Linked DNA regions of Homo sapiens: regions 1, 2 and 4 are each linked to region 3. Evidence: chromatin loops called from intact Hi-C (ENCODE). Cell type or tissue: dorsolateral prefrontal cortex. All regions are shown on one strand.

Region 1 (5,000 bases), 71 kb after region 3:
TATTTCTGTCTAGCACACATTTCACTTTTTTCCAGTATTACCACATTGAGTTTGCTATGAGGAACTGTTTTAGTTCAGATTAGATTTAGCTGCATATAATGGAAACCCCACAAATAACAGTGGCTTATACTAGAAATGTGCCTACTTCTCTCTTACATAAAAGGAGTATAGAGGTAGTCAGTCTGATGCTGCTGTAGTGCTTCATGGTGTTAGGGACTCAACTTCACTCTATGCTGTTGTCCTGCCGTGGGTGGCTTACAGTCTCAAAGCCACTTGATGTCCAAGATGGGTGCTAGACCCATCTACTCCTGCATTCCAAGCAGCAGGAAAGAGGAAAGGGAGAAAAAGGCTTGCCCTCATCTTTAAGGATACTTCCCAGAGTTGTACACAGTAGCCCCCTCATATGTTCCATTGGCCAGAACATGGTCACACGGTGTAGAATGGTAAAATTGTAAGCTTTATTATAAAGGACTACATATGAAGTTAAAAATAGGATGAAAAGACAGAATATTGTGAATAATTAGCAGTCTCTGCCACAGAAGCTATCACCTCCCACTGGGTACAATCTTGTTAGATACGGGAGTGGGCAGTGACTTTAACCCAGCTAAGCCATGGTATTTGCCCATTTCTTCCATTTGTTTATGGTATATGAGCTGAGTGACCCACAGCTGACATGGAGGGTGTTCCTAAAGGACCATCCATGTGTTTCTAAAACTTGGAACCTCTTTTTTCTCATTCTATTCTATCAGGCTTTCCTTCAGTTTTTTTTTTTTTAATTATACTCTAAGTTCTAGGGTACATGTGCAAAATGTGCAGATCTGATACATAGGTATACACGTGCCATGTTGGTTTGCTGCACCCATCAGCTCATCATTTACATTAGGTATTTCTCCTAATGCTATCCGTCCCCCAGCCCCCAACCCCCTGATGTTCCCCGCCCTGTGTCCAAGTGATCTCATTGTTCAATTCCCACCTAGGAGTGAGAACATGTGGTGGTTGGTTTTCTGTCCTTGTGATAGTTTGCTGAGAATGATGGTTTCCAGCTTCAGTTTTGTGAATCACCCCATATTTCTTCTTAAGTCTGATTTTGTTTCTGTTATTTGCAAATAATTTTCTAACTGGCATATCATATTATTCAAATTAAAGGATTCATTGTTATTCCATAGATGAAAGAGTGCATTGATGGTTTTTAAGCAGATAGTGTTGTTATCAGATGTTTGCTTTGGAAATTTTTTTGAAAACTTGAAAATTGGATGAATTGAAAGGAGTTAAGATTAGAAGCAGAGAGAGTTCTAAAATTAGTGCATTAATGTAGATGAGAAGTGGTGATGGGTAGAGCTTAGCAATAGCAACGACAGAGTCAAAGGGCAGTATTTGAAAGATATTTGGGAAGTAGAATCAACAGAAATTAAAACATGTATCTGCGGACAAATGTATTTGTCGAAGATGAATCTGGTGTTTATAAAGACAGTTCTAAAAGTCTTCTAAAAGTAACTTCTTCAAAATCCTGAGCTGTTAAGTTACAAGAATATTCAGAAGGAATGTTTGAAAATGATTTTGGAAGAACTAGTCTACAGAAATGACAAGCCACAAAACAGCAGGAAATAAGTCAGTATTAGGAAGGATTGAAATACACAATTCAAAATCATTGCTCAGGATACAAATATGAGTAAAAAAAAAAGACTTTAAAAACTCCCAAATTTCTGTGGAGTGATTTGAAACAAAATTGGAGCTCAATTAGAGAAAGAATTGCCCATATTTGTTACTTCTCTTTCAAATTGTGTTTTACTGTTATATTTTGATTCTATTCACTCATTTTTATCATTACACAATAACCTACTTTAAAGAAAATCATGGTTATAACCTTTTTGCTAGATTGGCAAATACTTGAGCAATGTGGTTTAAGTGAAAATAAGTTAAATCTGCCATACTAAGAATTTGTTTTAGTTCTCGTCTAATCATTTCTTTTTAAATGTGTACTCCAAACTAATTTTCAGTATCTTGAACTCTTAGAAAACAGAATGGGTTTTCAAGAAGAGGGAGATTCCTGGTATTTGCTAAAAATTTGAGACATATCTCTCCCTAAATAGTCTTTTTGAATATACTCTTCCTGTTTCCTAAAGAAAGAAATAATGAAGAGAATATGGTTAGTATAGGCGATTGAGATGTGGAATTGGGTGAATTAATCTTTTTTATTTTCATTAACTAGTGAGGTAAGCAATGAATAAAGAGAAAAACATTGGAGTATAATTTATATATTTTATAAGTAGATTTAACTAGTATCTTTGAGGAAGAGCTATTTTTATTGTCTTAATATTAGAGGAAGATGAAGTTGTACATATAGGAATTAGAACACATTCATTGATTTTCTTTCTTCACTATAATGTTGTGTAATATAGTTTTATAGACAGGAACCTTGGATGGAGCATTTTTTTTCCCTTTCATCTTTTTGGAACTCAGCCATTGTAGCAACTAAGCTTTGAGATATTATTTAGTTTTCATGATAACGCTAATAATTAATAGCCAGTGTACAGCATTTATTATGTGGCAGGCACTGTTGTGCGTGCTTTACACATGTAATAATTCTAACGTCCTATGAGGTGGGTCCTGTTACTACCTCCATCGTGTAACTAAGCAAACTGAGGAATGAAGAGGTTATATAACTTGCACAAGGCTACATAACTAACTTTCAGAACCAGGATTCTAAGCCAGGCAGTCAGACTTCAGCCTATGGTCTTAATCACGCTGCTTTATAGATAGCATATATTGATGATGTCGACTTGAATCACCCAAAGAAGAAAACAGAGAAAGTCACTTCTCAATATGAGTACAATTGTCCCTCAGGATATGTGGGATATTGGGTATTGGTGCCAGGGAACACCCCCCACCCCGCCCCTGTGCATACTCAACTCCACACATACTCAAGTCCTCGCAGTTGACCTGTGCTATCTGAATATACAAAACAGTCGGCCGTTTATATATGCAAATTTTGCATCCTGTGAATGCTATATTTTCAATTCACATTTGATTGAAAAAAATATGCCTATGAATGGACTTGTATAGTTCAAACACCTGTTCAAGGGTCAACTGTGTTGAGTTGCAAAGTTAAATATCATTAAGATTTGCATGATTCTTACTATAGTCCATAACACTCCACATTTTCTTGTCCTAAGCCAGGTGTAAATGTCAACCTATTAAGTGTCACTTTAAGTTCAATTTTATGTGTTCTCTCCTGTTTATTATGCCAATTGTTTATGTTTTCAGTGTTATTTGTTTTAAATCATTCATAACTGATGATGAGTATTCTTCTCAATGGATATACTTTCTTATATGATTTTTGAAGTGAAAAAAAGAATTGACTGTAGATAGAGTAATGTGAAACTTAAAAGATATAAAGGAAGGGTTGAACTTCCTAAAATGAACTTCTACTTCATTGGTTCTACAGTGAGAGATCCCTTCTCAGGGCTGGGGAACCTCTTGCTGGTTGGTGTCCTGAAATATATCATTTCTATCACATTGTTCACTGAAAACTTACCTTGCTATTGTTATTCTTGTCTGTCTAAACCAGTTTTATGGTAGTTATATTTAATCTCCTTTATCTATATTTATTACATTTCTTATATATATATATTATTTTTCACTGGACTCATTTGCTTTTCAGGACAAGATTTCATGAACATACAGCCAGATTAAAGATGAGCTACATCTTTATTAATATTTCAATAATCACTGTATTGGAATTTATAGAAAGTTAAATACTGACCCAAAATATATTATGGCTTTTGTAGGAGTAGATGAAGAACTGTTATTTGAGTCTTATGATACAGAAATAAACTTGTAAAGCCTCAGTTTCCACATTTCTGAAATGGGCATAATTATTGTAATATTTCTCTCATAGAGGTAAAGTGTACAAGGATTAAAATGAGATAATCTGTATAAAGCATCAAGCACAATGCCTAGCAAGTACGTGCTTAATAAAGGTTGCTGCTATAATTATCACATATCTTTTAATTTTTACAAAAAAGGTTTATTAATCCTCATTTGCTGCTGAGGAAGTTAAAGCCTGAGGGCCTTAAATGTGTTGCCTAATGCCACATAGCTAATAGATAATGGACCAAGATTGGAATCCATAAAATTAATTTATTCATTATTTTAAACTGCTGAGTCCTACCGTGTGCCATGTCCTGGTTTGGGTTCCAGTGATAGGATGATGCAAGTGGGCTACATGAGCAAGGGTTTGGCAAGAACAATTGTGCAGAGAATTCCAATAGTCTGGTGTGCTGTTGGTGTGCAAAAGAAAATACAATTAGAGAGAGTGGTATGGGTCCTGGATTGCCCCTAATACATGCAGAAGTGGAGGCCACTCCCAAGCCTCCACCCCTGAGCTTTGACCTGCTGCCAACCCTCTTGTCTTCCTGCTCCTGCCTGGTCAAGCATCATGAGGAACACTCTTCTTATGGATGAACACCCCTGGCTGCACATCTGTCCCCTAGGGGCACACACTACAGGTAGCATGGTCCACACTTGAGAGGAAGGATTAAAAAAAGAGGTTCATGTTGGCCTTGGAAATGGACTCTGGGCCTACTGTGTGCTGGTATGTTTAACAACTAGCTCTCTGATTATAATTCCTACGTGGTTGACATATGGCACAGTGGTTGATATGTTTATTTATGTTGATGAGCAAGTGAAAGTGAAACAAGCAAATAGAACTTCGCTTGTTAATTAATGAGGAGTGCAACTATTACGCTAAATTGTGTAATAGTTTTTAAATACTGGAGGAATGTTTTCTCATTTTTTGTATTAATACATACATGTAAAAGCTACAGACATGACACATTTTAAAGATTAATTGGTTTTATTAATATTTTCTCCATCACTTTCTTCTGCCTAGACAATGAAGAAAAAATAAATCCAGCCCTGACTTACAGTATTTGCTGATTTATATGGTGTATATACTCACACTAAAGCCAATTTCCAGTTACTAACATGATGTCATTGAA
Region 2 (5,000 bases), 140 kb before region 3:
GGGGTTTCACCGTGTTCTCCAGGATGGTCTCCATCTCCTGACCTTGTGATCCGCCCGCCTCGGCCTCCCAAAGTGCTGGAATTACAGGTGTGAGCCACCGCGCCCGGCCTCTACTTAATGTATTTTAAGTTTACCAAAAATTATATTGTTATTTTCATTTAATTTTTAAATTTATAGCAGTGCTATATATTTTAAATTTGTTAATGAATAGATTTTTTTAAAATTATCCCCTTTTCCCATATATCTTTTGGGAACTTTGTGTTTTCCCTTTATTGATTCACATGAGCTTTCATAAGAGTATTTTTATTTTGATATATTTGCATGAAATGATTGGATTGTTTTCAGTTGTGCTACAGTTAACAAAATGATCCTCAAATATCGGTTATTCAATGGCTGCTGTCTGGCGACAGCTCTTTTGAGATTTGCCAGGCTCTGCTCCATATCATTCTAAAATCCCAGCTCAGGGAGCAGCCCACTCTGGGACATACTTTCTTTGTGTAAAGGATAAAAATCAAGTGAACAGGTGAAAACATAATGACTCTTAAAGCTTCTGCTCTTAACTGGCATTGTTATTCCTGCTCATACATCATTAGCCAAGGCAAGGAGGGGAAGCATGTTCCCCCTACAAGGAGGCAAGGCAAGTCACATGGCAATAGGCAGGGATAGGTCATCCTCTCACTGGGAATGGAGTAACGAATGATCAATGATCAAGGACAATAATACAACCTACTATAGAGCTTATTTGCAGATGACTAATTTTTTAAAAAGAATTTAACTCCTTTTATTCCTACCCTTTAATGATGTAACAATGGAGTAAGAGCGTCTCAGGGGAAGGATATTTTAACAATAAGAATTAACCCTGGAAAGGTATCCTGTTGTAACTTTTGGAGTTTGCAGCCTGCGCTACCTTAAGTTGTTTAATCAAGTGGGGAATGTGGGAAGCCTGCTGGTTTGCCTGCTGGAGACTGTGAGGCTAGCTGGCTGTCTCTAGTAGTACTAGTAGTTAACAGCACTTGAAAAAAAGAGCTGGGGTTTCATAGCCAAAAAAGAGTTTTGAAGGCTGAAGGGTTATACCAGTTTTGAGAAACACTGGCATTCTCATTCTTTCAGGGGGCACTGCTTTGGGAGAACATTCATGCGCCCAACAGGAACCAGATCAGAAAGTCAAGTCAGGGACATTTGGGTATAGGATTAAAAATTAAAAGAGTACAGCCTCAAGATACAAGCAGTCCCCTTTCCAGTCTCCACCTTTTCTGATTAATGAAGTTCTAATGTGAGTGAATCTGACCTCCTTACAATACTCTTGCACTCTCTCTCCAACAACTGAAAAAGCAGTTGTCACATAAAATCAGCCCAACCCTGAGCTCTAAGTTCACACATCAAACCTTGGTGTTTGAGGTGATTGTTTATTTCAATAAGTATTTATGGATGCATTCACATGCCAGCTCTGTGCTGGGTGCTGGGGACACGCAGATGAATAGAACCTGTGCCCTAACAAGCAGACATGAACACAGAGAATTATCTTTCAGGACAGACTGATAGACACTACAAGACAGCCCAGAGCAAGGATGTGAATTCAGCCTGGAGGAGGGTGGGTCAAGTGAAATTTTGTAGAAAAGGGGACCTGCGACCTGGATCTTGATGAGGAGAAGTTTTCCAAGCACAGAGATAGCATGTACACAGGCATGGAGATGGAAAGAGAAGGGACGATAGAAAAGACCTCCATGTGGCCAGAGCAGAGAGGACATGGTGGAGGCAGGGGAAGTGGTGTAAGATGAGTCTGCAGAATCGGTGCCATGATGAAGAATATGAATTTTTATTTTGTGGCCAGTGGGGAGACATTGAAAGCTTTTGTAAGTATACATACAGTACCAAAGCACAGAGATTCATGCTTCAGAAAATAGCTATTGACAATTTAAAGATGAATTAAAGAAATAAGAGTTTGAAAGTTGTGAAACCAGTAGGAAGTTAATGCCATCATCCAGACAAAATTAGTGAGTCCTAGTGAAAGCAGTAACAGTGTAAGTAGAATGGAGGGTAACAGATTCAAGCTGTATTTCAGAGGAGAAATCGACATAGTTTGACAACAATTTGAAAGTGGTGGGTAATACAGGAATCAACAATGGCTGAGATTGCTGTGTCGGGTAGAAGAGGGAGAGATTACAAGAAGAGCAGGTTTGGAAGAGAGGGAGGAGGTGCTGGGGAAGATAATATCACTGTACCAGAAGAAGTCCTATTATAAGATGCCTGGGCTAGAACATTAAGCACCCAACAGTTTTTCAGTATACTATGTATTTTTCCATCTGTTGGTTGAATTTCAAGATGGACTAAAATTACATTAACATCACAGCATTTATGCTGAACTTGTGGGGTAATGACTGATATAGAGGTCCATCACTGGGCCACTAGGTGTCCCTTGTTGCATGCCAAAGGCTGCCCATCTCCTGACCCATACTATAATGAGTGTGCTGGGTTCTCTATGGAATATTTAAGTAACTTACTGTCCTGGTTGCTCCTGGGCTAGGTACACTGCTGGGACTACGAAAGCTGCAGCATCCCTTTTCTGACAACAGCTGCCTCTCCTTTCACCTCCTCCTCAGCTTTTCCCTGGGTGGCTGTTCTATATGCAGAGAGATAGCAAGCACTGGAGATAGGTGATGTTGCTGACTGCAAGGGGAGCAAACTGGTTTCTCTAGGCTTTTGTTTGTGCTGGCAGCTAAAGTTGTTAATTCACTCCTTGCTCTAATTAAAATTAGTTTGCCTGGTCCTGGGTCAAATTTTTCTTAGGAATAAACATTAATATCTTATGATGGAACTGACAGGTTTTCTTAATTGTTACTGGCACAGGCTGATCTCTGGTTTCCTTCTCTCCAGGATTTGGATTAGAAAAGTAACCATAGTTTGAAAATTCAAATCAAGAAACTAATTTCATTGTCCTTGGTCTGTTTTTTTCCCCCTAAGTTCATTTCTGGACACTTTCCAGAAAGAGGGCTGGTCCCTATTAGGCTTCATCCTACAAATAGGGGTGTCCTGACATACCTGCAGAATCGCTCTATTGCCCCGGCTGGAGAAAAAAAAGTTGGAGGCAAGGGATTACAGAAGAAAACGCGGGAAAGGAGCATAAGAAGTAGGATAAGGAAGAATGAGATACATGGAAAAATCCACGCCAGCCCTGTTACTTAGGGATAGAAGCAGATTTATTTTCAGCTTCAGGCCCTCTCAGTTGCATGGTCTCCTTCCAAGTTCCTAAGAGGGGCCCTAGCAATGCATTGCCATCAATATATATTTTTGCAAAACTTTATTTGTATAGTATATTTTTTTTTCTCAAAGAGGGTCTTCAAATTGTATAAGCTGTAGGCTCCACACAACCTGAATTTACTCTTAAAAAGAAGAGAAAGGGAAAAACTCCTAATACGTAGGAGTTCTTTGAACTCCCTTTATGCTATATGTTAACTTTATCTGGCTCACTGACATTCTGCAATTCTAAATGCAGCTATTTTCAAAGTAGGGAAATTTGGGGGCTGGGTGCAGAGGAGGAGGTGGGGGAGTGGGAGACAAATTTCAGCTGGACAATTTGATTGTGTAATTTGCATAATTCCAGATAAACAAATGATGAAAGCAATGACTAATAGCTATTGTGATACTGCCTTAATTATTTCAAGCCAACAAAATGGTAATATGTCATTTGACGCTAGACTCTTTATGTTTGCTCTGTTTTGGATATATGTGTGAGCTTCAAAATTAGTCATCACAATATGCAAAACACTATTAAAAAAAAAAGAAAAAAGAAAAGACAAGGATGTGAGCATGAATGTAAAAATGCATCAGGCTCCAACAGAAAATCAGATGAAAACTGGCAATAAGCCCAGGGCTTGTGGGGTTTTGGACTCTAGCTCAGTCACTCAAAATTGGCACTGAAGTGTCATTTTCCAGAGGCGTAATCGGAATGACCAGGTCTCCATAGCCTCTTCAGCTTTGTCAATTCTCTTCTGTTTATTATTAATTTGTCATGTTGTTTTCAAGCATTTCTACACAATCTTTTTGTTTGAAGTACATTTCCGTTCATTACCAGTTCTGCAGAACCCCCATGAGATATGATATCACCTTTATTGACCTGGTCTTTCCATTGGTGACATGGAGACAGAATGAGATGAAGAAGCCTGCCTTAGGTCTCACATTCAATCAATACATGGGACAAAGCTCAGCAGTGGTTGGTAGCCTTGCTAGCCCTATAACTGTCTACTGGGACAACCTGCTTTCATGGTTTTTCTATAGTGTGTAAACATGTTTTTTTTTTTTTTTAACTACAAGTTATTTTTAAATAAAAGGACTAGGGAAAAATGTATTCTTAGCTGCCTCAAGTCTCTGAAAGGACTCACAAGGGCTATTTACTTGTGATAAAATACAAGTGCCTTGTGTGGATGAGATTGATGAGTAGTGTTCTCTAGACTTACCGCTGAACTCTGAGATTAAGTTTGTTCTGCCTTCATTGAGGATTTTTCTCCCTTTAGAAGCAAGCTGTTGTGCTTCCATCCAGGTCTTGGGCTGAGTTATGCTACTGGGACAGATGTGCTGCCCCTGTGGCATTTATTCTCTATGATTTTTTTTTTTGTGATCAGTACTGACATCACGGTACTGGGCAGCTCAGTAATGGATATCTTGGGGCTCGTTTTTTCCTGGAGACATCTGCTCTTCTACTTTTGCTGCATGGTTTGGTGTTGTTGTAAGTATGCTGTTCATTTGCATCAGCAGGGCTACCAATGCTCATCTTTTATTTGGACCATGAATATGTAGTGAAAGAGTCAGGTTTCAATTAATTTAGATATTTCTAAAATTTCTGAACTGTGGCTGGCTGGGGAAGGGACTATGTCTAGGCTTATTTTCAGTGCAGAATATAAGCAACTCTGTGCTATGAGGCTATATGAACATCTGCAAAATGGGCTCTTGATGGTTTTAAAAAACGTGCACTGTAATGGAACAGAAGCATAACATAACCCATT
Region 3 (5,000 bases):
TGAAGAGAACTGGGTTAAAGGGTACAAACACACAGCAAGACAGAAGGAATCTGGCTGTTCACTGTTTGAGAGCACAGTAGGGTGACTATACCTTGCAAAAATGTATTGTACTCAGGTGATGGACACCTTAAATACCCTGATTTTGATCACTACATATTATGTGCATGTAACAAAATTTCTCATGTATCCCACAAATTTGTACACATTTTTAAAAAAAGACAAACAGAAAAAGCCTTCTTTGAATCTTTTCTTGACTAATGTTTTAGAAAGAGAAAGTCTTAAAGATCCCTTAGTGGGTAACCTCTTCCTTTAGGCAGTGGGTCTTAGACTCCCCGGGATGATTCCAGAAGCCTCTGATAATCAAATGTACTCAATCCATGGATATTGGATCAGTAATACTAAATTACCAGTTTAAAACCCTAAAGTCAGAGAAGTCTGGTGACCTGCTGAGGATCGCAGGGCTCCTCTTACTTGCTTGCACTATAGTTCCTGATTCTGTGAAAACAAACCAATGAACCCCAACTCCTCAACTCTTAAAATGCATACAGCCAGATACATATGGACAGCAAGAGTACAGACATTTAAAAACAGAGCAGAAAAAAGTAACTTGAACAGAATGTGGCATTTCCCTTGGTCTGTTGCTAACGGCCCACATACAACATGCTTAAAAAATCCCACCCTGGCACTTATTTTCATCATCATTTAAAAATGATTCAAATGGACATTTAGAATGCATGGCATTGAGCATGTATCCCATCTGGGGATAAATGAAAAAGGGCTTCCTCGAGCAGGGCTGTGTTTTTAGTGGTTATCAAGCTAAGGTTAATGTGTAATTGGTCTCTTCTCTTTGGTCATGCTTTTAAAGCCAAACACAATATTTTAATTGTCTATTTTCAGTACTCCAAAGCCAGAAGCATTAACCAGTTCTTTTTGTAAGAAAATAGCTATGGACATGATTTGTAAAATGCCTTCAAGATTTGAAGACATGAAAGAAACATGTAAAAAGGAATTACCTAATTTTCTATTATTCACTTTTTTAATTAACCCAGAAGCCAATCACACTTTGTTTTACTAAACACTGGAGACTCCTGCTTCCTAGATGTCACCTTTGGGGTGGCTGTTTTCTGAATATTGTTCCAATTAGAGTTCTTCGCACAAATTCTGAAGGTTGGATATCCCACATACTTATACATACTCTGCAGTATAATTTTAAACTCCAATATACTCAGACAAGAGTCCATAACCAGCCAATGGGCTATGAACCTATTTTGATGCTGCCTGCTGTCAGCAAACTGGTCTATTGATAACTATCCTAACAAAGTTAAAACAATGTTCATGGTAACACTGGAAAGCTGCAAGAAAGTAATTATGGCTAGGTGAAATGAAAAACTGACCAATCATGGAATGTATTCGTTCACCGTTCTAATAAGCCCAGCTTTTCTCAGTCTCAGGGTTTTGGTCCTGAATGTTACACTGTAGACATTGTGTGTTAATCGTTTCTCCAATCTAAAGATGGGAATTATCCTATGGGGAAAACATCACCTTGCTTTGGCCTTTACTTCCGGAGGATTTTAATGCTTCATTGCTAACATTATTTTAGTACTGCACACCTGGACACATCGCACAGTATAATGTAATATATGTAGTCAGGTTTTGGAGAATTTATTTCAATTTACATACAATCCTCCAAATCCTCTGGCGAGCTTGATGTGAAATCTGACACAGCCACATCTCCCTAGCAGGATCTTCTTTTGCTCTCTATGTTAATAGCCAAAGGCTCCAAGGATCTCTCCCTGGAGCGCGGTGGGGCTAAGGAGTCAGGAAGAGGGGTGACTGCGGGGCTTGTTGCGCTGAAGATTTACAATGTACTTCTTGCAGGCGGCTCAGCAACCCCCTCTGTGGCTGTGGGTGTCTGGTGTGACAGAGCGGAGAAAAGCTCTCTAATCTCCCAGTGCCTGCCTCTGCCGCTCAGTCGCTCCCCTCCCTCCCGCCTTTCCTGCCTCCTCGCGCGCTCCCTCTCCTTTGCCTTTCTCTGGGAGTTTCAGTCCCTCAATGCAGCTGGAGTAGCCCTGGCAATCTAAACCCGAAGCCTGTGTATATACACACACGCACACACGCGCACACACATGCACACGCGCTCGGACATACGCACTTCGGCTCTCCCCCTTGGGATATGGAGCAAACCCAGAGCTTCATCTACCTGAAGGGGATGGCCCGGCCGGACACTTCTTTCTCACTTGTCATCTCCGGAGGGCAGAGCAAGACTGGAATGAGGGAGTCTCGCTGTCGGGTCTGCAACCTCCTGCCGTTTGCCGCCACCGCCGCTTAAAGTGCCCAGGGTGGAGAAGGCTTTTCCAGGACGGATCTCCGTCGTAGCTTCGCGGCCCTGGGACTTCCTCCTGCTGGTTCACTCTAGTCTCTCCCACCTCGGCCATCCTTTTCTCTCCAGCTGCAGGGTGTATGGCTCGGGTGCCTCCCGTGCTGTGGCCGCCGTCACTGCTGCTGCGAGCACATTCCACCCAGAGGACCGAACGCCGCCGCTGGAGTGGGGGGAGAAAGCGAAAGCCCTAACTTCCCTCTCTACACCCTCGCTCTTCCCACCGCTCCCGTCCTTCTCCCTAGCCGAGAACCGGTTGGAAGGCTCCCGCGGAAAGCGAGGCGAGAGCGCGGCGCAGGGGAGGGAGAGCCGGGAGCCGCAGGCGCGCAGGGGCGGGGGCAGCATGTGCCCCGCCGCCGGGTGCTCGTCCGAGAAGTAGCGCGCGCTGGGCAAGCAAGACGCTTTCCAAGTTGGGCGCGTCCCAGAGCTCACAGCCCGGTGTCCAGAGTGAGGCGGGGCTGATGGGGGTCGCGGAAGCTGCCGTCGCTTGTGTCCAGAACCCGTCTTAAAAGAACCCGGGCCAGCATCCCCAGTCGCGCGCCCTCGGCCCGCGTGAGCTCTCCGATGCCTGCTCTGGCTGTGGCCCGGGTGGCCCGCCCGCGGGGGGTGCCAGAGGGGGCGGGGGAGGAGGAGGAGGCGGTGTGATGGCCCTGGACGGCGAGCTGGGGGAGCAAGAGGAGGAGAAGAAAAAGAAGAAGAAAAAGAAGAGGAAGAAGAAGAAGGAGGAGGAGGAGGAGGAGGAGGGGGCCGAGAAGAGCAGCTCACCCTTCGCAGCCGCGATGGGGGAAGACGACGCCGCGCTTCGGGCTGGCAGCAGGGGGCTCTCCGACCCGTGGGCAGACTCAGTGGGAGTGCGACCCCGCACCACGGAGCGCCACATCGCCGTACACAAGCGGCTTGTGCTGGCCTTCGCTGTGTCCCTCGTGGCATTGCTCGCGGTCACAATGCTCGCTGTGCTGCTCAGCCTGCGCTTCGACGAGTGCGGGGCGAGTGCCACGCCAGGCGCCGACGGTGGCCCCTCAGGCTTTCCGGAGCGCGGCGGCAACGGGAGCCTCCCTGGATCGGCCCGGCGCAACCACCACGCAGGCGGGGACTCCTGGCAGCCCGAGGCGGGTGGGGTGGCCAGTCCGGGGACCACGTCGGCCCAGCCGCCGTCGGAGGAGGAGCGGGAGCCGTGGGAGCCGTGGACGCAGCTGCGCCTGTCGGGCCACCTGAAGCCGCTGCACTACAATCTGATGCTCACCGCCTTCATGGAGAACTTCACCTTCTCCGGGGAGGTCAACGTGGAGATCGCGTGCCGGAACGCCACCCGCTACGTAGTGCTGCACGCTTCCCGAGTGGCGGTGGAGAAAGTGCAGCTGGCCGAGGACCGGGCGTTCGGGGCTGTCCCTGTAGCCGGTTTTTTCCTCTACCCGCAAACCCAGGTCTTAGTGGTGGTGCTGAATAGGACACTGGACGCGCAGAGGAATTACAATCTGAAGATTATCTACAACGCGCTCATCGAGAATGAGCTCCTGGGCTTCTTCCGCAGCTCCTATGTGCTCCACGGGGAGAGAAGGTATGGAGGGAGGCGGTGCCCCGCGCTGCCCCACCCCGGCGCGCGGCTCGAACCTCTGGGCGGCCTGCGACCCCGGGGACCCAGCTGGCTTCCAATACCCGGGAAGCCAGGGGTGGGGGGAAGGAAACGAAAGCGGAGTAGGGCAGTCAGAACTCCGGGGTCTCCCAGATGCCTCGGGGTCTCGCTGCCGCCAACTTCGCAAACTGACTCACCGGTGCCAAAAGATGAATGCTGCCCCCTCCTCTAGTCGGGACCTCTCCTCTTCCTGTCAGAGTTCCTTAGCCATCGAAACGCAGGGCTCTTTTTCTGAAGGGTAGCTGATAATCTGAGCGATGCCAGAGTGACATGAAAAGCTTGCCAAGTTACTGTCGAGGGAAAATACGTGGCGCTGAAGGCCAAGACAACAGCGCATCCAGGTTAGCATGTCAGGGCAGGTCAGGGACACACCGTTCTCCACCCCCACCCACAACATGCCCATCTTCCCTGACTATTAGTCTCCTGCCAGGTGCAGAGCAGAGGATGGGCTTTGGCTGCGTCAAGTTTCCCCAAACTTCAAGTTGAGATTCGGAGTGAAAAGAGTGGTTTCCAGAGATAGGCTGAGAGGACCGGGACGGGGGTGGAGGTTGCCAAGGCCAGAGCCAGCGATAAGTGGCCTCGCGGGCGCTGCCAGCTCTGTGCTAAGGCAGGGCGACTCCGGTTGTTTGTTTATGAGTTGCTGCCTCTGGAGATGATTCCAGTGGCCAAGCGGTGGGAAAGCTAGTTGTCAGTCTCAAATGCCTTGTTAGTGTCTTTGCCGCGTTTTACATTTGTGTAGTTTTGTATTTTTATAAAAAATTTCCGAGAGGCCGTGGAGCTTTTCACCACTTGTTTAGAGCTCAGACCTCATAATCCAATAGAACTGAGTTCGAATCTCTGCTGTTCATCTAACTCTGGTGGAGGTTTGAGGAAGGTAATTAACCTTTTCCTGACATGACTACTTCTAGTGCTTATTGCACGCCCATGTACTCAATCCGACAAGAACCCTATGAGGTAGACGCTATTATCAGCATTCCCTATTTTACAGGT
Region 4 (5,000 bases), 250 kb before region 3:
AGAGGCAGTGGGACCTCCATAGTTTAAGCAATGCAGCCTCTGTTTTCACTTTTGGTTCCCAACGTTGATTTTTATTGCCTTAAAACCTCTATTCCAAAGCTTTTTGTTTAGCTATGAAGCCTCATTCTTATTTCAGTACTATTGTCATTTGCAATTTAATCAAGATTAAGGAATCTTGGCTAAAGGTGGGAAAACACTTGCTGCTTGTAAACTGACATTTTGATATAGCAAAATTCCAACTCTAGTAGCTAGGGTAGGTGGTAAAGGGGTAAGTGGGAGCAGACCTTGAGGGGCCTTTACCTTTCAACAACTTTGTAAGTGTATACATTGACATACTAGTTGTCTTCTCAAAAACTAGATGGAAAAATGTTAGTAAAAACACTGTGAAAGGAAGGCTGTGAGCCACAGAGCCCTTTTATGTGGTTTTTTTTTTGGTTGTTTTTTTTTTTTTTTTTTTTTTGAGATGGAGTCTCACTCTGTCACCCAGGCTGGAGTGCAGTGGTGCGATCTTGGTTCACTGCAAGCTCTGCCTTCCGGGTTCACGCCATTCTCCTGTCTCAGCCTCCTCAGTAGCTGGGACTACAGGTGCCCACCACCACGCCCAGCTAATTTTTTGTATTTTTAGTAGAGACGGGGTTTCACCGTGTTAGCCAGGATGGTCTCGATCTCCTGACCTCGTGATCCACCCGCGTCGGTCTCCCAAAGTGCTGGGATTACAGACGTGAGCCACCGCGCCCGGCTTTATGTGTTTTTATCTGCACTTAACCAAAGCTACAGCCGCTGATGTTAGAACATCTTTGAGTGACAGTCTTCTTTTCTGAGATTTATCTTTTTGTTATGACTTGGGCCCCTAACAGCACAGATGCTTGCTAGACTTGCATCTGAAAGGACCCTGGAATTCCCAGCTTTATAGACATTGAGCCTTTATTTGCTAGATCATGAAGAAGTGGCAGTGGTGGGGAGGGTGCGGGGGATGAAACCTAGAAAGAGATGGGGCAGTGTCAGTGGCTGGGGTCATGGGGAGCATAAGGTGATAGCTACTTACACTCATCCTGGAAATATTTCAGTATTTCAACAACAGGAATGGCTGTGCCAGTGTGACTGACTGATAGTGGCCTTGTATCCATAAGTGCAGTTACTGATAAGAAAAGAATGCTGGATTTGTAGATGGGAAACTTGTGCATGATTCCTAGCTCTGGCAACCACTAGTTTTGGAACCGGGCAAACCACTTGAACTTTGAGTCTCAGTATTCCCATCTATAAAATGGAAATAATAAGTGCTCTATCTACTTCACAATGGGCAGTAAGATAACATATGTGAGAACACTTTATTAAATGAGGAAGCCTTCTTCTGGTTGAGTTTTCCTATTATTTTCATATTTCTATATAATTGATGAATTATACAGTTCTTTAGTGATAACGTCAATATGGAGCGTTTATTTACTCAAACACCAAATATTGTATTGATGAACTTTTTGGGTTGGGCTGCTTTTTGGACATATTTTTCTTGTTCCCCTTCTAAGTGAGGGTGTGGGTTTGGAAGCTACGTAACTAAGCTTTGTTAGAACTGTGTACAAGATAAAGATAACTAGGGTCTGAGGACCTGAGGGAGTATCTTATAAGTGAAGTACACCCAATTTAGCCTATAACTTTTTGTTATGTTTGGCACATCTCAAACCAATCTCAAATCCATCTTAAAAGGGCCCTTTTAAGTTCTCTTTGATAACTTCTTGCTTCCTGCCTATGTGCTAGATATATAGTTAATGGAATTCTAGATGTGGAATGATGTATGTGATTATTTTAAAATATATGCTACCAATATGCAAGATCAAATTTTTAGGGAAGGCGATAGGGAAAATATATCACTCAGTCACTTCCTCACTTGCTTACTCAGGAATTTATTTCTTAAATGATGTGTGTAAGCCAATATCCTGGAGGAAGTGAAAGAAGTAGGCAACTCGGGCTTCCTCCTAGAAGTTTATATGTATCATTTTAATCTAATTTATGAACATTCAAGGACCCTCAGGAAGAGGCTATGTAATTATTTCAAGGAGGGATGCAGAGGGAGTGAGAGGAGGGAGGCAAAAGGGCCCTTCAGTAGGGAAATGGGAATAGTAAATTTCTTTCCCATCAAGTGTTCTTTGACAAAGTCATACATCTCTTTAATTGTGACCTTAGCAAGAACTTCAGGTGCCTAATGCCAAACATAAGAAGGGTTTTGCATAGAGTGCTTTTATAAATCACCAGGTGGCACCATTACATATTTTATTGGTGTGATTCTGTGTCTGTGGACTTGGTCCCTTCAAGCTTTTGCCACTGCCCATTTGGCTAGGCCCGAACTGCTGCGAGAATGGTGTACTACCAGTAGTGATCTGAAGATGGCAGCATTGGGCGACCTATCTCATTTTCCTAAGCACACTCACTGCAGCTCGGGTCGACAGCGTGTTTGGATTTCAGATTGTCACTCAGACTTTCTTCTGCTTAATGACTGCATGTATGTAAATGCCTCTGCTATTCTTCCATAAAAGAGGTCTGAGCTATCATTTCTGTTTTGGTTTTTAATGATTATATGTAATTATATCCAAATAAAATATTTATAAATAATTACATGTCATTAATAGTATGTAAAATTTGGAATTCATGAACACCAGCTTTGATGAAAGATACCCTTCAATTTGGGAGGTGTTAGTCTTAGTATTATTATTTGTTTCTGTTTAAAAGACATTAGTGGCCAAGAATCTGCAATTTTCTTTTACAGGTGTTCTTACAAGTCTCAGCATATTTTTATTTTTTTGTTTTCTTGATAATAGGTAGGATTATTCATTTGGTAAATCTCTAGGGAATATATTATAGATCCACATCTGGAGAATTATCTGAGGAAACCAAATTATATTTTCTTAAACGTTCATGAAGCAATTAGTTATCCTCAACTTCTGAAGGGTCTTCAAGGGGTCATCGAGTGCAACTCTAAGTAGGCTTTGCATTTAAAACCAGACTGTAGCAATCAATGTGTGGTTGCCCTCTCCTCTTGATTAGTGATCATGCCCTATGCATTCTGAGGTCTTCACCAGTATTGAAAACAGAAAGAGAAAAATTATCCTGAGCAAGTTTGTGATTCAAATTTTGCTAATAACTTAATTTCAGATGCAACTTACCATTTCTCTTTATCTCTTAACAACACATGGAGCTGCAAATAGAAAACTGTCTCAGACTAAAAGGTCTAATTCTCTAAACAGAATGGGCTGTAGAAACAGCATTTAGGGACCTTCCTTGGTTGAGGACAGCAGGAAACCAAAGGGAAAGGTAGATAGGGAATGAGCAGATGGCACTATGTAAGGCCAGAGTTTCTGGAAGGACTCCCAGATGAGGTCTGGGGCCAGAGAGCATTCTAAGTGATGGGAAGGAAGAGCACAGGGGCTCTTTTCCTCTGAGGTTGCTCTGATTCTAGAAGCACATTAACCAAAGACACACTGGGTGAGAGATTTATCTTTGAATCTTTAGTTGTATTGATGCAGACCTACCTTTTAATTCCTACCTTAAACTAGGATGGTTTGCCAAATCTATGTGAAGACTGTGTCTATGGCACACCAGATTTTTTCAGAGGCTCTCTTAGCGTGTTTTGGTTCAGATCATAAATGTGACCATGAATTATGTATGCATTGATTCAGCATAAAAAAATTAAACATGTGCTTAATAGGCTGACCCAAACGCTCCTGTAGCTGGCTCTGAACGTGTATTTTGGATGCTTTTGAATTTGATAGCACATTTTTTCCACGAGCTCTTCTATATTCAATGTTAAGGCTCCAAGGATTTCGTGTCAGGTGTTGTAAGTGCAATATAAATTAGGAAAATCAGCCAAAGGCACACTAAGAAGATACTGTGACATTCTAGTTTTCCTCCATTTTAGACTTTTATTTCTCCATTATTTGGTTGTGAAGGAAAATTATGCATCTATTAATTTTTTATCTAGAAACTTTAAAATGTGACAGATGTTGATGTCAAGCTCCTTAAAATCCTGAGCTCTAGATCTCTTAAATGTCACCATCTAGACTGCTCCTGGGTAAATCACTTCATCTTCCTCAACTTGAATTTTCCTTTTGGTAAAATAGGAGAGCTGAACATCCCAGATACTTCCAAGCCTTTGTGCTTTATTCTATGACTGTATGATTACTTCCCTTCATTGCACCCAGAATTATGCAAATTTTTTAGAGGATATACTTGGAGGCTGTATTTTAGCTTTTCAACATGTATTTACATTATTTATCTTGGTTCTTCTCCTAAGGGCTCTGCGATATTTACTTCTCCCAACCCCCTGCCATCCCTAGCCCAAGTCATACTCGTGTTCACTCACTACTCTTGTGTGCCACTGCCATCTAGCTGGTCTGTTTCCACTCACTTTTGCTCCCCTACAATCTATTTTCCATGCAGTACCTCCATGACCTTTTGAAAGCTAAGTTAGTACATATCTTTCTCCTGCCTAAAACCCTCCAGCAACTTCCCATTGCTCTTGGAAATAAAAATCTATTCCTGCCTCAGGGTCTTTGCACTTGCTGTCCCCCCTTCTAGGAACATCATTTTCTCTATATCCTTGCACAGCTGCCTTTTTAATTTCTTAATGAAAAGCTGCTTTTAAAGCTGTTTGCAGCTTAAACAATACCCCTTCACTGAAGCTGTCTCTGACCCTTTTTCTAAAATAGTCACATTCCCTGCTTAATATTTGACATATTATATGGTTTTGTTATACATAGAATGTATTCCACCTGACATTATCTGGCTATTGATTTTAGTTTTTGTTATTGCCTGTCTCATCCCAGTAGCATATATGCTTCATGGGATCACAGGCTTTGTTGCCTTGTTCATTGCATATCCTTAGCATCTAGGGCAGAGTCTGGCATGTAATAGTTGCTCAAGAAGTATTTGTAGAATAGGTGAATGAATGAGTGGATGGATGTCACAGAATAGATGAATGAATGGATGGATCGATGTCACAGGCAGGAAAA

The links. A loop is a pair of places that touch in the nucleus more often than their neighbours do. Peaks named below come from ENCODE experiments on the same cell type or tissue, not always from the same donor. Only the 100,000 strongest peaks of a DNase experiment are listed, where the experiment ranks them.
Region 1: a loop joins it to region 3, with 2.8 times the contacts of the local background. A loop is called at or near these places in 4 of 110 quality-filtered maps.
Region 2: a loop joins it to region 3, with 2.6 times the contacts of the local background. A loop is called at or near these places in 5 of 110 quality-filtered maps.
Region 4: it touches region 3 in a loop (4-fold over the local background); 23 of 110 quality-filtered maps call a loop at or near these places.

What each region holds. Positions count from the first base shown.
Region 1 is chr12:72,340,372-72,345,371 of GRCh38, forward strand. All of the region lies in intron 2 of TRHDE (thyrotropin releasing hormone degrading enzyme), which reads left to right. Among named protein-coding and RNA genes, the nearest start is that of TRHDE-AS1, 69 kb to the left of the region's middle. In dorsolateral prefrontal cortex, no CTCF peak of the experiment used is centred here; no DNase peak of the experiment used is centred here.
Region 2 is chr12:72,131,263-72,136,262 of GRCh38, forward strand. It overlaps a transcript of TRHDE not described here. Among named protein-coding and RNA genes, the nearest start is that of TRHDE, 140 kb to the right of the region's middle. In dorsolateral prefrontal cortex, no CTCF peak of the experiment used is centred here; a DNase peak (open chromatin) is centred at 2,539; H3K27ac peaks cover 4,003 bases.
Region 3 is chr12:72,269,623-72,274,622 of GRCh38, forward strand. It overlaps TRHDE (thyrotropin releasing hormone degrading enzyme), which reads left to right and starts at 2,748. Exons shown (of 19, transcript NM_013381.3): 1 at 2,748-3,935. The coding sequence starts at 3,022. It overlaps TRHDE-AS1 (TRHDE antisense RNA 1), which reads right to left and starts at 3,887. Exons shown (of 2, transcript NR_026837.1): 1 at 2,201-3,887. In dorsolateral prefrontal cortex, no CTCF peak of the experiment used is centred here; DNase peaks (open chromatin) are centred at 1,999, 2,329, 2,769 and 3,499; H3K4me3 peaks cover 5,000 bases; H3K27ac peaks cover 3,889 bases; H3K27me3 peaks cover 1,508 bases.
Region 4 is chr12:72,014,878-72,019,877 of GRCh38, forward strand. All of the region lies in intron 8 of TPH2 (tryptophan hydroxylase 2), which reads left to right. Among named protein-coding and RNA genes, the nearest start is that of TPH2, 79 kb to the left of the region's middle. RefSeq lists an enhancer at 2,232-2,526 and a silencer at 2,292-2,461. In dorsolateral prefrontal cortex, CTCF peaks have their summits at 2,386 (motif pointing right) and 2,614; a DNase peak (open chromatin) is centred at 2,394.